Linked DNA regions of Homo sapiens: region 2 is linked to region 1. The links are chromatin loops, found by intact Hi-C in ENCODE. Cell type or tissue: Calu3. All regions are shown on one strand. Each heading gives the region's core, and the rest is flanking DNA. Links, peaks and the distances in the headings are about the cores only.

Evidence for each region. A loop is a pair of places that touch in the nucleus more often than their neighbours do. Peaks named below come from ENCODE experiments on the same cell type or tissue, not always from the same donor. Only the 100,000 strongest peaks of a DNase experiment are listed, where the experiment ranks them.
Region 2: a loop joins it to region 1, with 2.8 times the contacts of the local background. A loop is called at or near these places in 6 of 110 quality-filtered maps.

What each region holds. Positions count from the first base shown.
Region 1 is chr7:92,762,204-92,765,133 of GRCh38, forward strand. All of the region lies in intron 3 of CDK6 (cyclin dependent kinase 6), which reads right to left. Among named protein-coding and RNA genes, the nearest start is that of CDK6-AS1, 73 kb to the right of the region's middle. RefSeq lists an enhancer at 1,909-2,536. In Calu3, for the core only: no CTCF peak of the experiment used is centred there; a DNase peak (open chromatin) is centred at 1,598.
Region 2 is chr7:92,632,150-92,635,079 of GRCh38, forward strand. The region is part of intron 5 of CDK6 (cyclin dependent kinase 6); the gene reads right to left. Among named protein-coding and RNA genes, the nearest start is that of FAM133B, 43 kb to the left of the region's middle. RefSeq lists enhancers at 1, 112-161. In Calu3, for the core only: no CTCF peak of the experiment used is centred there; a DNase peak (open chromatin) is centred at 1,392.

The DNA of each region.
Region 1 (2,930 bases), core at 99-2,598:
AGCATAATCACATGCTTTTTAAAAAAGCACTTTCTTTTTGGTTTATTTATGGTAAATAAATCTCTCCTTCTTTTTTGTGACTCATTCAACCAATTCTCTTCCTGTGATCACCAACCTATTTCTTCCCTATTCTTGAACCCCATCCTCCCGACCCGGAATATATTTTGGTAGAGGAAGGAAGCAGAGGGAAGCAGGGCCCTCACTCATAGCTTTTATACCATCTTAGTCTCAACAAACATTTCAAGTCTTCAGCTATGAGTAATGGTGAATTTCTCAGTTCCAGACTTAAATATTAACATATGATATATTAGTGAAATTAAAATTTTAACAAGTGTTTATTCCATACTAACCGTATTCATAGAACACCTTTTTTTTTTTTTTTGAGATGGAATCTCGCTCTGTCACCCAGGCTGTAGCGCAGTGGCACAATCTCGGCTCACTGCAACCTCTGCCTCCCGGATTCAAGCAATTCTCCTGCCTCGGCCTCCCAAGCAGCTGAGATTACAGGCATGTGCCACCATGCCCAGCTAATTTTTTTTTTGTATTTTTAGTAGAGACGAGGTTTCACCATACTGGCCAAGCTGGTCTTGAACTCTTGACCTTGTGATCCACCCACCTCAATCTCCCAAAGTGCTGGGATTACAGGCGTGAGCCACCGCGCCCGGCCTAGAACATCTTAAATTGAGGATAGCTATTTCCAGATTGATCTAAATCTGATTGCTTAATAGTAAACTTATCTTTTAATGTTGCAGTTCCTAAACATTATTTTATGCCTTGCAGTCCCCAATCTTTGCTACATTTGGTTTAACATTCTAATCTAAAAGTGGTATGACTATACTACAGTAGAATGATAAATATTTTCTTTGGTTTTGGCCAAGAAATAAAAAATTAACAAGTATGGCCAGTGACAACAGTGAACACTGGTAATATAAAAATCAGCAAAACTGCTAGCTTAAATTTGCTAAAGGCCTAGAATGACAATTAGAAGAAAATTAGATTCTGAGTACTCATGGCTTTCAATATATGAGCCTCAGAGTACTAGGTTTAGCCACATTGGTGTCAGCACTAAAAACCTATGACTATGATATATTTAAATTTAATATAGTTTTGGTTCCTTACCAATAAAACAGGAGTAGGAATTCTGACCCATTACACTTGCAAGTCTGGTAATGGTTTACTAATTTAAGACCCTAGAGAACTGTTAAATCATTAGTGTATATGAAACAAATAGCAACTTTCAAAGGTCAAATCATGAATGAGTGATGAACACTTTTTTAAAGGAAAGATTTTTGTGTGGCTTAAAAATTTTTAGTTGGAATTCTCCTATTCCTAAGCATCTCTTTAATTTATATCTCCTATTAATGAGTAAGTATTTTTCAATAGAACATTTTAAGGAATAAAACTTCAGTGCCTTTAAACAAATTTCCTACATATCAATGACGTTAGTAAAGCACCACACCTGACTTCACCTGGGCTTAGATTGCCTAAACCTACTGATTGGCTGGGGTTACCAATGCACAGGCAAGCAAATATTCCAGATGTCTGAGTCATCTCAGAATGTAAGGGAGATGTTTTCCATTTCCCACTTGTGTCATATGACATACTGCGGGGGTTGGGAGTATGTCTTAAGCTGCAGTGTCTGGTGTCACCAGAGGGTACTTATTAGAAACTCCCTCCTGAGACTATGTTTGACAATGAGGAATCAGTTAGGGCAGGATTGTCATTTTAAGTGAGCACCCCAGGTGGTTGATTCACTGACCACACTTGGAGAAACAAAGCATAGTGTTTACAAAGCCTTTATCAACCCTTTATTAGATAGTTACTCATTTTTGCAAAATCTGTTGGGTTTAAAAAAAAAACCTGTTGGGTTTAGTCCATTTTCCAGGCATCCTAATTAATCTAACCATTACATGGTAGTAGCCAAGGTTTATTTGTCTTTTTTTTTTTTTTTGAGGCAAGGTCTTGTGCTCTGTCACCCAGGCTGCTGTGCAGGGGTGTGATCATGGTTCGCTGCAACCTGAATCTCCCAGGCCCAAGCAATCCTCCCACCTCAGTCTCCTGAGCAGCTGGGACTATAGGTATGCACCACAACACCTGGCTAATTTTTGTATTTTTTGTCAAGACAGGGTTTCTCCATGTTTTGCCATATTGTTGAATTCCTGGGCTCAAGTGATGCGTCCTCCTTGGTCTCCTAGAGTGTTGGGATAACAGGTGTGCACCACTGCGCCCAGCCCACTTTGTCATTTCTGACATTCAAGGAATTCTCTTTTACTCCCTAAACTCCAAGTGTCACAGTGCCCAGATGCTAAGTCCTTAATTAAATATATGAATCCATATTCAGGCCAACCTCTCCTCCTCACTTGATTTACCGTAAGAATCAATCTTTCAGGACAATTTTGCTTCTAGAGGGTGATGATGAGGAAGAGGAAGAACAGAATGACAGTAACTACAACATTATTCTACATACTGAAGACACCAGATTCTCATAACTGGCACTATGGGGTTTGCAAGGCTTCATTATACAACTTTTTGTGAAACCACATATTCATTCAACAATTACTTACTAGAACCAGTAATTACTTACTTAACTGCAATGAAACGATTGTTTAATTTTTTCCACCTTGCTTAGGAATGAGGAATAAGATACTATCTCAGATAACTGATGGATACCTACTTTGTATGCCTTTCACTGATTTAAAATTTTGTAATGACAATATTGCAAATTGTTGGCAATTGCTCTAGTAGAATGGTCCTTTTTTTCAACTTAATATATATGGGCATCTGAAATTTCTGGGTAAGAATGATAAAATCCAAATGAATAAATATAGTATAGTACTTCAAAGATTTAAAAAAATAACTTATTCCTTTGAAGCTTCTAGTTCTCGTGATGGGAATGGGGAAGACAGCATACAATTGGGATATAGGGAAAG
Region 2 (2,930 bases), core at 297-2,796, 130 kb before region 1:
GCTCACACACCTTTCTCTTGCAAAAACTCTAATATTGACATCAGCCGGATGTCAGCAAAATGACATCTTTCTGAGGCTGAAGGTTTTCATGTTGCCTTTGGGGGAAAATAATCACTAGACATTTTCTGAAATGGAAGTGTCTGTTGGCTGAAGTGGCTTCTTTAAAAAGAAAAAAAGAAGCTTTGCTCAAAATGGAACCAAAAGTATCAGTCATAAAGCATTACAAATGATCTAAAAATATTCTCAAATTGGATTCAATCATTGGTTAAAAATAGTCCAAACACTGAAAGACTGATTTTCTCATTTTTTCCTTAAAAAATTATAATGTGCTCAACATATAAATAAGGGCTCTGGCCCTTGAATGTCAGTGATGTTGTCTACCAGTGTCTAGTATTGTGAGTTTAGTGTGGTGATTAATCAACAAAAGCTAGCATTTATTTTATCAGAATAAAATTTTACTGGCCCAACAGCAAGTTTAACTTTTTCAAAAAGCTTATTTACTGAATTTATATTTTGAATGATTCATCATGGGTACTGTTAAAAATAACAAATTATTGCATACCTATATCAAAACATCTCATGTACCCCATATATATCTACTATGTATCCACAAAAATTAAAAATAAAAAATTTAAAAAGTAACAGATTATCTTGATTATAAAATATATACGCATTGTGGAAAATTTGGAAAATAGAGTAAATAGATGAAAATAAATTACACAGCATCACTTCCATTCTTTTCTCTTTTTATATACAAATGGATATGATGGTATCTCTAAAGATCTTTTTTTTTTTTTTTTTTTTTTTCCAAACAAGCTAAGATGGCACCAATCCCAGGGCAGGATCTGAGTCTTGACTATAGTCCTTAGTTTTGAACAAGTACAGGGTGACAAGAAAGTGCATAACAAAGCTATGACTGAATAAAACTCAAATCTTGGTGAAGAAAAGAAATCAAGGACACATTAAAAAAACTATGGGTACACACATTTTCACTTCTTAGTTTATATCTTATGGCAGGGAGCAGGAGTAATCTTTTCTTTTTCCTTTATGAATGGTAAAGACAACTGGTATCCTGTCTGAATATAATATGCCTATCCAGCACACTTTGGGTAGAATCCAATGATGTGTGATAACTCAACAATTTGGTACAGGAAACAGAGCCCACAACATTCCTCAGAAATTTCACAGACAATCTAGACAGAACAGACCTATTTGAATAGGGTTTTTTGTTCAGTAATATTTGAAGGATGCAATTTTTCACGGTGGACACATTGGGTTTGTGACAGATGCAAATTCAGATATGAATAAAACACAATTAAATGATTCAGACTCTTGAACTGTGCTTCCACAGACCTGATTTCTGCATGGGCCAAACAAAGGAAAGTTGGTGTTTGACAACTGTGGATGACTCATCAGAGGAAGTTCTTACCATGTGGATGTGCTTGTTGAAATAAAGCTGGTTAACAAAGCTAGCCTTTTTTTTTTTTTTTTCCCTCTGTGGGCCAGCGAGGGTTTCATTTTAGGAAATGGAAGTGTCAATGTGGACAAACTGTTCTGAAGTATTTATAGCATAATGTAATGTGTTAGTTTCCTTAAACTGCCTTTGGACAAAGAATATGTGAATGGAAAATAAGATCTGAATTTCTAATACTGTCTTGTGTCATCTGAACTGTATTATGAGTATAAAATGATTTAGCACTGTGATATGTACACAGTGTGATAGGAATGTAGTGTAGCTACAGTGGGGTGTGCTAGTGGCTTTCCAATTAATTTTAAGAGCTCTTTTATTCATTAAGGATATTACACCTTTGTCATATTCATTCATTTTCTCCAAGATTATCACATGCTTTTTAACTTGGCAGTGTTTTTATTTTCTGATGAACAAAAGTTTTCAATTTTTATATAATCAAATATATTAGTATTTTTGTTTGTGACTTCTTAATGCTTTGAAAATATATCTCCATTCTAGGGTCACAGATACTTCCTATAGTTTCTTTATTCTTTTATGGCTTCACTTTTAATATGTAACTCTTTAAGCCATCTGTCATTTGCTCTGTGGTGAGGAATAGTGAGAATCTAATCAGGTTACCATTTTTCCCCCATGAAATTGACCAATTACCCTATTCTCATTTGTTGCATATGCCGTTCTGTCCTCCCAGATTTGTGATTTATGATAAATTGCATCACTTCCTAAATTAGGGTTTCAAGTCTCATTCTCTATTCTGTTCCATTAATGTCTGTCACTTCTGCTGGTACCACATTATTTTTATTACTGTAGTTGCATAATGTATTTTAGTGCTTGGTAGCAGGAGTTTCTCTTCATAACTTTTTTTTTTTGGTAACAAAAAATTCTTGGCTATTTTCACCAGTTTAACTCTTCCAAATGCATTTCAGGAAATCCCACTGGAATTCTGACTGGAGTTGCATAAACCTATGAATTAATTTGGAAACCTTTTATATCCTTACAACTATTCAATCTTCCTGTTCAGGAAAATGGAATATTTAATATCTTTCTAATAATCAAATATTCTCTATATCTAGGAAAGTCATTTTTATGTATCTCAATCAAGTTTTATAGTTTTCTTGATATGGGTTCTACACATTGACTTACATCCATCTACATTTTTGATTTTTATACTGGGAATGAGATGGAGCTGCTGCTAACTCTGGAGAAACTTACTGCTGATCTTTTATCTTTGGACATGATCCTGACTGTTCTCCTAAGTGATGGATTATCTTAGATTTGAAAAGTATAGGAAGTAAAGGACAAGAGGGACATGTGGGGGGATGTAGTAGAGTCTGTTTTATATTCATAGTGAGAAGACTCTGAACCTCCCAGGAGGGCTCTAAAGGTTAAAAAACATGCAACCAAAAGCACCGAGGATTAGTAAAAAGAAATAATGTGCAGTAAGTGCTCAGAGGGATGACTC